2 separate regions of the Homo sapiens genome follow, and region 1 is linked to region 2. A link is an interaction called in ENCODE POLR2A ChIA-PET data of the cell type or tissue named here. Cell type or tissue: Panc1. All regions are shown on one strand. Links, peaks and the distances in the headings refer to the core of each region. The heading gives the core; the rest is flanking DNA. Region 1 overlaps SORL1 (sortilin related receptor 1). Region 2 overlaps SORL1 (sortilin related receptor 1).

Region 1 (5,383 bases), core at 204-5,203, 130 kb after region 2:
AAAAATAATAAAGAAAATTACTCAAACAATATATTGATTCTTTGAAAAGATTAACAACATTTAATAAACTAGACTACAAGCTAGACTTACCAAGAAAAAAAGAGAAGACTCAAATTACTAAAATTAGGAAAGAAATAAGAAACATCATTAACAACCTCACAGAAATAAAAAAAAGATTAGTGTGAACACTATGAATAATTAAAAATTAAATAACCTAGAATAAATGAACAAATTACTAGAAAGATACAAACTGCTGAAACTGAACCAAAGAGAAATTTTAAAAACTGAAAAGATTGAATTAGTATCCAGAAAACTTCCCACAAAGATGGTAAATTCTGCCAAACAAATTAAAGGATAAAAATGATTATAAACCAAGAGCATGTGGGATTCATTCCAAAAATGTGCATTGGTTTAACATATGAGAAAGATCCATCAGTGTAATATTCAATGTTAATAGACTAAAGGAGGAAAAAAAAGAAACATATGATCATTGCAACTGACACAGAAAAAGCACTGACAAAATCCCAGATTTTTTCATGATAAAAACACTCAACAACCCATGAATAGAAGGGAACCTTCCTCAAATTGATAAAGGACATCTAGAAAAACCTCACAGTTAAAAATCATACTTAATAAGACTGAATGCATTTCCCCTAAGATCAGGAATAAGACAAGGATGCCTACTCTCTCCACTCCTAGTCAACATTTTACTAGAGGTTCTACCCAAGGCAGTTGGGCAAAAAAATAAATAAATAAAAGGCCTCCAGACTGAAAAGGAAGAATTAAAGGATGATGTTGTCTCTTTTAGCAGACAACATCATCTTGTAAACAGAAAATCCTAAGGAATCCACACACCAAAAAAGTTAGAACTAATAAAGTTCAGCAAGGTTGTAGAATATAAGATCAATAATACAAAAATCAATCATGTTCTATATATTAGCAATGAACAATCTGAAAATGAAATTTAGAAAAGAACCATTTACAATGGAGCCAAAAAGAATACTTAGGAAATTTTTTTTTTTGAGACAGAGTCTCGCTCTGTCGCCCAGGCTGGAGTGCAGTGGCACGATCTCAGCTCACTGCAATCTCCACCTCCCAGGTTCAAGAGATTCTTCGGCCTCAGTCTCCCGAGTAGCTAGGACTACAGGTGCGCTCCACCACGCCCAGCTAATTTTTGTATTTTTAGTAGAGACGGGGTTTCGCCATATTGGCCAGGCTGGTCTCGAACTCCTGGCCTCGTGATCCGCCCACCTCAGCCTCCCAAAGTGCTGATATTACAGGCGTGAGCCACCGCGCCCAGCCAGGAAAAAAATTTTAACTAAAGAAGTCCGGGACTTGTACACTGAAAACCAGAAAACCCAGTTGAAAGAAATTAAAGAAAACCTAAATAAATGGAAGAATATCCTTTGTCCATGCATTGGAAGGCATGATATATTAAGATGATAACACTCTCCAAATTGTGTTGAATCTGTAGATCAATCTCTATCAAAATCCTATCTGTGGTTTTTGTTTTGTTTTGGCAAAAAATTGACAAGCTGATCTTAAAATACACATGGAAATGCAAGGAACCCAGAATAGCCAATACAATCTTGAAAAAGAACAAAGTTGGAGAGTTCAAATTTTCCAAATTCAAAACTTATTAGAGAACTACAGTAATCAAGACAGTGTGATGCTGGCATAGGGGTAGATATACAGATTAATGGAATAGAATTAAGAGTCCAGAAACAGGCCAGGTGCAGTGGCCTGGGCAACATAGTGAGACCCTGTCTCTTCAAAAACTTAGCCAGGCACAGTGGTGAATGCCTGCAGTTGCAGCTACTCAGGAGGCTGGGGCAGGAGGACCTTTAAGCCTGGGAGTTCAAAGCTGCAGTGAGCCATGACCATGCCACTATATTCCAGCCTAGGTGACAGCAAAACTGTCTCAAAAAAAAAGAGAGAAGGAGTCCAGAAATAAATTCTCATATTTATGAGAAAATAATTTCCAACCAAGGTGCCAAGGAAAAAGTATAGCCTTTTCAACAAATGGTGGTGGGACAACTGGTTATCCACATGCAAAAGAATGAAGGTAAATAACTATTTCACACTAGATACAAAAATTAATTGAAAATGAATCATAGACTGTAAGAACTAAAACTACATAACTCTTAAAGGAAAGGGAAGTATATATTCATGACCTCAGATTAGGCAATAGTTTCTTGGATATAACAACAGCACAGGCAGCAAAAAAAAATGGATAAACTGAACTTCATCAAAATTAAAAACACGGCTGGGCATGGTGGCTCGTGCCTACAATCCCAACACTTTGGGAGGCCAAGGTGGGAGGACTGCTTGAGCCCAGGAGTTTGAGACCAGCCTGGGCAACATGATGAAACCCCGTCTCTACAAAAAATAAAAAAATTAACAGGTATGGTGGCACATGCCTGTGGTCCCAGCTACTTGGGAGGCTGAGATAGGAGGATTGCTTGAGCACACGAAGATCACGGCTGCAGTGAGCCACAATCGCTCCGCTGTACTCCAGCCTGGGTGACAGAGGAAGACCCCCAACTCAAAAAAATAAAATAAAAATAAAAACTTCAGTGCTGAAAAAGAAAAAAGTAAAAAGATAAACCACGGAATGGCAGAAAAGATTTGCAAATCATATAACTTGTATATAAAGAATATATAGAATAAAGAACTATTATAACTCAACAATAAAAAAGAACCCAATTTAAAAACGGACAAAGGACTTGAATAGACATCCATCCAAGAAAGACATACAAATGGCCAACAGCCACGTGAAAAGATGTTCAACATCCTTAGCCATCAGGAATTCAAATGAAAACCATAAGATACCACTTCACACTTAACTGGGATGGCTATCATCCAAAAAACAGTAGCAAATGTTGACAAGGATATGGGAAAACTACACCCTAATACATTTCTGGTGGGAATATAAAATGGTACAATAGTTTTGGAAAACCACTTGACCGATTCTCGAAAAGTTAAACATAGAATTGTCGGCCGGGCATGGTGGCTCACGCCTGTAATCCCAGCACTTTGGGAGTCCGAGGTGGGTGGATCACGAGGTTAAGAGATCGAGACCATCCTGGCTAACACAGTGAAACCCTGTCTCTACTAAAAAATACAAAAAATTAGCCAGGTGTGGCGGCGGGCACCTGTAGTCCCAGCTACTCGGGAGGCTGAGACAGGAGAATGGCATGAACCCAGGAGGCGGAGCTTGCAGTGAGCCGAGATCACACCACTGCACTCCAGCCTGAGCGACAGAGTGAGACTCCATCTCAAAAAAAAAAAAAAAAAAAAAAAAAAAAAGAATTGTCACATGACCCAGTAGTTACACTCCCAGGTATAAACTAACAGAATTAAAACATAAGTTCACACACAAACGTGCACACGAACATTCACAGCAGCACTGTTTGTAACAGTAAAACAGTAGACACAAGCCAAATGGCCACCAACTAATAGATGGATAAATAAAATGTGTTATATTCATTACAATACTAGTCAGCCATTAAAAATGGTTAAAGTAATGATACATGCTACAACATAAATGAAACTTGAAAACATTATACTGTGAAAGAAACCAGTCACAAAAGGTCACTGATATGGTTTGGCTGTGTCCCCACCCAAATCTCATCTTGAATTGTAGCTCCCATAATCCCCACATGTCATGGGAGGGACCTGGTGGGAGGTAACTGAATCATGGGGGCGGGTTTTCCTGTGCTGTTCTCATGATAATGAATAAGTCTCACAAAATCTGATGGTTTTATAAAGGGCAGTTCCCCTGCACACACTCTCTTGCCTGCCGCCACGTAAGCCATGCCTTTGCTCCTCCTTCACCTTCCGCCTTGATTGTGAGGCCTCTCCAGCCATGTGGAACTGTGAGTCTATTAAACCTCTTTTTCTTTATAAATAACCCAGTGTCGGGCATTTCATCATAGCAGTATGAAAATGGACTAATAAAGTCACAAATTGTATGATTTCCATTACACAAATTGCCCAAAATTGAAAAAGCCATAAAGATACTAGGTTAGTGGTTACCAGCATCAGGGAGGAGAAGGAAGTAATGGTAATGGGTATGTGGTTTCTTTCTGAGGTGATAAAAATATTTGGAATTAGGTAATGATGATCATTGTATAACCTTATGAATAAACTAAAAACCACTAAATTGCACACTTAAAAAGGGTAAATTTTGCAGAATGTGAATTGTATCTCAACACAGTTGTAACAAATATTAATTTTAAATGTATTGTTATAGTTTTATTTTTAATCTGTAAATATCTGGGTTTTATTGATCACGTATGAGAGTTATAAGCATTGGGTGCTTATACATTTAAGTAACATAGTTAAAATAATTTATAAGTAGTTTGGTTTGGGTCAGTTATCCTATAATTCACAACACAGTTTTGTCAGCTGATTTCTCATCTAGAAGCCCACAACACCCTGTAGCAGTTACTAAACTGTTCTGTTACCTCTGATCAACATTAGAGAGCAAATTAGCTTAAGGTTGAAAATTGGTTTTCAATAGTGAAATTCGTGGTTGCTTAGTCAGAATCATGAAAATACACATGGACCCTCACTTGGGAGACTGGTGTGACATCAAAATACTTGAATTGGGCATAATATTCTAAAGATACCATCCTGTCATTAACAGGGCATAACAATTTAGAGAGGCCCATAACCTATACTTTTCTGGATAATGCCTGGGACCTGTCAAGACATTGCGATTCCAGTTACCTGATGCCAACTGAAGGGGTAACAGACAACTATCAGCATAGTCAGCAACTACAGGAAGTCAGACAACTATCTGTAAAGGTCCAGATAATAGATATTTTAGGCTTTTGGAGCCATATTGCCTCTGTATAGGTACCTATGCAACTCTACCACTGGGCATGAAAGCAACCTTAGACCACAAATAAGCAATGAGCATGGCTGTGTCCCAGTAAAACTTCATTTACAAAAACAGGTGGTGGGCCATAGTTTCCTAGCATCCACTCTAGAACACAGCGTCTGCAGCATGCAAGGCGTGGGTGGCTGCATCATCTGTAAGGTCACAGAAGAGACTTCAAGTCCACAGATCATGTCTTTGCTTACTGATACACATTTGTGCAAGAAATATCTGGGCCTGGCTTGCATGATAATCTTAATCTGGTAGTGAGGTTATGAGGTTGTGAGGTTGTAGGGGAGTAGCTAACCCTGACCCACCTCAAGCTTTTCAGCAATTACTGTTATCTACTGAAAGAGCCTAACAGTTGTATATTACCAAATTAACAAATCACAGAGGAACCTCATTGTTTCTTTAATGGCCCTATCATTTTGATGTACACTATGAAGACAAATAAGTGAACTTCATGTCAAAAAGCAAGGAATAAAAATTAAACAAGGC
Region 2 (5,383 bases), core at 183-5,182:
GCACTGGCTTTTATTACACAAAAATTGTACCTGAAAGGCAGCACACACTCCAGTTAAGAAAAATAACACAACAGGAATGTCAAGATACAATCCCAACACAAGATTCTGCACAGAGTTTTAGAGTCAATTCCTAAAATCAATATGGGATGATATTCAGTTTAGTTATGTCTCTGGATGCCTTCTCTAAGGGACTCATCCAACTGTCTGCAGAAGGAAGAAAATTTTCAGGAATTCCCCATGACTCCCTTCATGAAGAAGGGACTGACCAAACCTGATAGGATGGTGTTTCTGCCCTAAGGAAGTGTACTGGAAATATAATCTTACTAGATGCAGTGACCACTTGGTAAGCATCTGAAGGCAGCATTCGCCAAGAAGGAGTAGGCGCTCATCTCTAAGGGGCTCACCATACTATTGCTCTCCCAAGCTTCCCCTGAAAATGGCCAGTTCTGAGAAGGGTTACATTCCCTAAATTGCTGAGTACAGCTTCATCTAGTGGGCCAAACATGATGGGCAGGAGAGAACAGGCAGCTGTGTGTCTTCTGTCTGTCCCACCCAAATATCCCTGGTGATGCTACCAAAGACAGAACCCCAGGAATTACTTGTCCAAAAGTCAGAGTTTCAACCAGTTACCCAGAATGATAACTATTTACCCAGCTTGTCAAGGTAGCCAGTAGTTCCTGGAGCTTCTCACCTGTCTGGAACTAGGACTGCACAGACATGGCCTCTTCCTGGAATCCTCTGTAGAACTCCACTCTCTAACATTTTATCCATGTGGACTCGTATCTCATAAAGCTCAAGGGGCATTCAATACATCCAGGAGTAAAATCGGTTTCCAGAGAAAACTCATAAGCAAACCCCCTGCCCACCAATTTTTAGAGGCCCATCGTGGTCCACATGGATGCAAGCATCTGACATTCTAATGTATGCCAGGAGAGAATAAAACCTTTTTCCTGCACAGTGTGAACTTCTGAGGTGGCATCTCCAACAAGGTACAAAAGCCCCTTCTTCACAAGCAAGCAGGGACTCCGATTGGTCACAGTGAAGACAGTTATGTGGTCACCTTCAGAGGCTGCCTGTAGTACAAGGCATTTGTTTTCATTTTCTATTGGCACTCCAACCTCTGGATTCTTTCAGACAGCATATATACATGAAATCCCCACAAAGCTACACAGAGGGAAACAGGAGTGTGTGCTTCAAAAGTTCATAAAAATATACAATTTACATATAGCTGCAGCTATCTAGCTTAGTCTTCAGGAACTTAGCTCTTCTGTTTATATAAAATACTCTAGCCCTAAAAGGCTGCTTTTTTTCAAACAGCACAGTGGCATTTTCCAAGGAGAGGGGTGATGGCCAGTCTACAGTACTGTGCACTAAGCATTGGGAGGCACTGGTAGCTAGAACCGGATGCTCGGAAATATCTCAAGCTGCCAACTGGAGACATATGCTCTGTAAAAAGGCTTGCCTATGGAATAACTGAAAATAACATCTCAGAGCCTTTTATATCAGCTTTTACAAATGCCACCAAAAAGTTGGCAGAAAAAGAAAAGAAAATACACTTCCTAGTGGTTCAATTAAATGACTTGCCTCCCACCAGGTTGTTAATGATTCAACTATTTAAAGAGCTTATTAAAGGGGAGGTGGTAGGGCTTAGAGTTTTGAACAAATCTCTACGGTAAGACAAGATAAAGCCAAAAAAAATTCCAGTCTTTAAAAAAAAAAACTTAGGAAAGTGACAGGAAAGAAGAGAAAATACGCTAGAAGAAGGCTTATCATTACCACCAGTTGTTAACATGAAATACAGTCCTACCCGTATGGCAAACTAAAGGTCGACAGCTTAAAATACTCATCTAAGTATACATATAAATAAAAATTTCAAAAACTAAAAAATTTAATTGGCTCTTTCTTTGTTTTCTAAACAATCCCTAAGTAGAATGAAACTATATTATCACCCAAGAATGATACTTGTGGTTAAAAGAAACTAAACACTTGTGAGAAGGTGATGCCTCGCACCTAAGCGGGGATGGGGTTTTACAAAGCTTGCACGTCAAGGACACATATTCAGAGACATGACTTTGGAATATTCCCAGACCTCACTGCTTCTTGGCTGAAAGGAAATTCTTCAGTGAGAATCATACAGCACAAGTCACAACGATGCTCGACATTGGTGCCCACAACACTAAGCCTAAATAAAGGGCTTGCATCAGCCCACGATGGATTCTACATAAGTATCAAGTGGCCATGGTTTGAATACACGGGTGGCATTTTAAAGGCAGAAGAAAAAAAGCACAGCTTGTTTTACAGAGAGAATAAATGAACAAACTCTAGTGCTCCTGCTGTTGTTAACTGGATTGAGTAGTCTCAACTTTTTAGATCTTCTCTATCTCTATGAGAATGTACAGCACTGTCTCTTTAGATTGGGTGGGGGCATGGGTGAGGGAGATGGAAGAAGAGGAGAAAAAAAAAGAGAAGGCACTGTCCAATTCAAAATGACTGCATATATCAGTATGGATTTTTAAGGACAATAAGTGGCCATCTCAAACCAAATACATAATTTTACATCTGAGATCCTTCAGTAGTAAGTAAAAACAAAAAATGGAAAATGGAAAAATTATGTACTCTATTAGCCAGTGTATGGATCATGGCACAGATCTAGAACTCTCCCCCACAACCAGGGTAAGTTTTTGCAATGACAATGAAACCAGTGTGTAATAAAGCAGTGTTATCATTTTGTAGCTCTCAAAGCTACATCTTGTACAGAGGCACATACAGTAAAATTCCATCAATTAATATAAGAGAGGAAGCTGTGGGCTTACAGGGCTTCCCAAGCTGCAGCTCTGTTGAACTGAACTCCAGCAATGACTCAGTGCTCTCTCCTGCCAAAGACCATTACATGACACACAAGTGAATAAAAATGGATTGCTTCCGGAATGGCAAAAAAATATGCTTCTCTTCCCACCCCCAACCCTATGGGTAAGGGGCTCATAACACATGTGGTGTCTAATGACCACTAAAGCCTGGCCTTACACAGAGTCCCAATAAATTAACAAAATAACATAAAGAAACCTTCCGCCATAATACATCCACACACTTTCCTATAAACTATATCCAAACAAAATGGAATATCTGTACACACTTTCAAGGAGAAGGGGTTCCACCCATCACTCTCTCGAGGTTTTTATTAAATACATTTCTGTGTCTTAGAAAAATAAAAAGATTGGCCAATTTACTGAACCGAAATTATCTCACAGACGTAAAAGCATGCCCAGCAAGCACAGCCCTGTAAGACTACATTAATGTCAAATCAAAGCAATTGGGTTACTAAAATCAACCTGGTTTGAAGTTCACAGTTGATTACTACAAAGTTTATTCATTCCTTTCTTTCCTTTTTTTTTTTTTTGTTTTTTGTTTTTGGCCCATATAAAAATAACATATTGCAACTCAAAGTGCATCTTTTAAAATAAACCATCAACTATCTTTATCAAATAAAATATTTACACCATTTGGTTTCTAGTGAGGAAAGCTCTTTCAGGCTATCACCATGGGGACGTCATCTGAAAATCCAGTTATCATAGGGGCATCTTCATCATCTTCCCCTAGAGACAAAACAGTCAGGCCTTGGTGAGTTCCAACACATTTTCACCTGACCCCATATCCCACCACTCTACCCACCCCTCAACCCTACCACAACCCTCTAGCTGAGAAGGTCAATGCCATAGCCAGGCAGCCACCATAATCAGCTGTGAAACCTAGCCCAGCTTCCCACTGTCCCTCCTGGCCACCTTCTACCCATCGATGGATCCTCACATTTATTTTAGTGGTCGTTTGAACGTAGCCAAATTAGGAAAACAAAGCTTCTCAGGAGAAGACTCTTATTACCTACTCAAAAGCTAAGTGGGTAGTTTGGGTTCCCCAGTTTGAGTTATCTATACCCTACACTAGCACAGTGAACTTCAGTGTCTGCTTTCTCTTCTGAACCCAAAGTGCTCTGAGGAAAAGGATCTGGGAGGAGTTTAAGCATTTTGAGGACAGCTTCCCAGACTAACAGCTGTCCCCTTGTGACGCCCGGTATAATCCTGTGTCACCAAGTGTGGACCGACACTCAGTGACTATCGCAGGGTATGCTGATGGGTCCACTCCTGTTGCCTCCAACGGCAGAAGCAAAGAAGCCGCCCCATTCACACAAGGCAGTCCAGGTGCCGGCTTATTAGGCAAGAAAGGAAACTGACAAGGAAAGGGAACAGAGCTAACATCATATGATCAGTGAAGGGGAATATACAAATGTCTTTATAAACATAGATATATAATTGTAACTAGTTAACGGAAAGAAATAAACTTGTACATTCACAGTGATTAGTCTAAGTTTGGGGAAGCCTCGTAACACACCCACTTTATTATATTACTATCTTACTATCTCTATTAGCATTTAGGGTTTTCATTGTGCAAAGATTTCAAAACGGGAAACTTCTTACTTTTTCCCTTGCTATGTGTTAAGACAGGGATCCCCAATGCCCGGGCCGAGGGCCATCAGTACCAGTACATGGCCTGTTAGGAATGGGGGGCCGCACAGCAGGCTGTGAGTGGTGAGTCAGAGCATTACAGCCTGAGCCTCGCCTCCTGTCAGATCAGGGCAGCATTAGATTCTCACAGGAGCACAAACCCTATCGTGAACTGAGCGTGCAAGGGATCCAGACTGAGCGCTCCCTATGAGAATCTAATGCCTGCTGATCTGAGGTGGAACAGTCTCATCCTGAAATCATCCCCCAACCCTTCCCCCTCCACCGCTGGTCCAGTGAAAAAAGAATTATCTTCCACAAAACTGGTCCCTGGTGCAAAAAAGGTTGGGGACCACTGTGTTAAGGTACATAAAAGAATGGCTGGTGAGGTTACACTAGCAACCAGAAAGAGAAACAGCAAGATGGAAAGGGTCTCCTTTGATAGAAGCTGATTGGGAAAGCATTATTTTTTATCTTGAGTTAGGATCTCCAGAGATGTCAGACCTCCAGCTCAGTGAAGGATGAGACAGGGGTCAGATATTCTTGAGGATTTTCCGATACTTTGGGAGTCTCAAGGCCTGGGGCAAGCTCCCTGTTTCAGGCCAGAACTACACAATCAAAGAGAATACAACATTTTAATTTAACTTAAAAGTTAAAAAGTGAGGGCTCTGAATGGTTTAACCAAAACTCATGGAATCAAATCGCTGGCTGATGAAGAGCTCCTCCAGGGTCAAAAGAGGAGCTGAAGGTGGGTGTTTCCTAATCAAGTCATTGGCTGCGTGGGGGTCAGCCCTGGGAGGAAGAACCGACTCTCCCTGCCCCACTTACCCAGGTCATCCCCAGAGGAGAAGATTGCGGACCCCAGCCTGGAGCTGTAGTGGCTGTTGGCG

The links. ChIA-PET counts read pairs that join two places held together with the same protein. Peaks named below come from ENCODE experiments on the same cell type or tissue, not always from the same donor. Only the 100,000 strongest peaks of a DNase experiment are listed, where the experiment ranks them.
Region 1: POLR2A ChIA-PET joins it to region 2 with 6 read pairs; 2 of 35 experiments call an interaction of 5 or more read pairs at or near these places.

What each region holds. Positions count from the first base shown.
Region 1 is chr11:121,500,051-121,505,433 of GRCh38, reverse strand. The region is part of intron 6 of SORL1 (sortilin related receptor 1); the gene reads right to left. Among named protein-coding and RNA genes, the nearest start is that of SORL1-AS1, 50 kb to the right of the region's middle. In Panc1, for the core only: no CTCF peak of the experiment used is centred there; no DNase peak of the experiment used is centred there.
Region 2 is chr11:121,627,706-121,633,088 of GRCh38, reverse strand. It overlaps SORL1 (sortilin related receptor 1), which reads right to left. Exons shown (of 48, transcript NM_003105.6): 47 at 5,322-5,383; 48 at 1-3,593. The coding sequence ends at 3,526. Among named protein-coding and RNA genes, the nearest start is that of SORL1-AS1, 180 kb to the right of the region's middle. In Panc1, for the core only: no CTCF peak of the experiment used is centred there; a DNase peak (open chromatin) is centred at 2,876.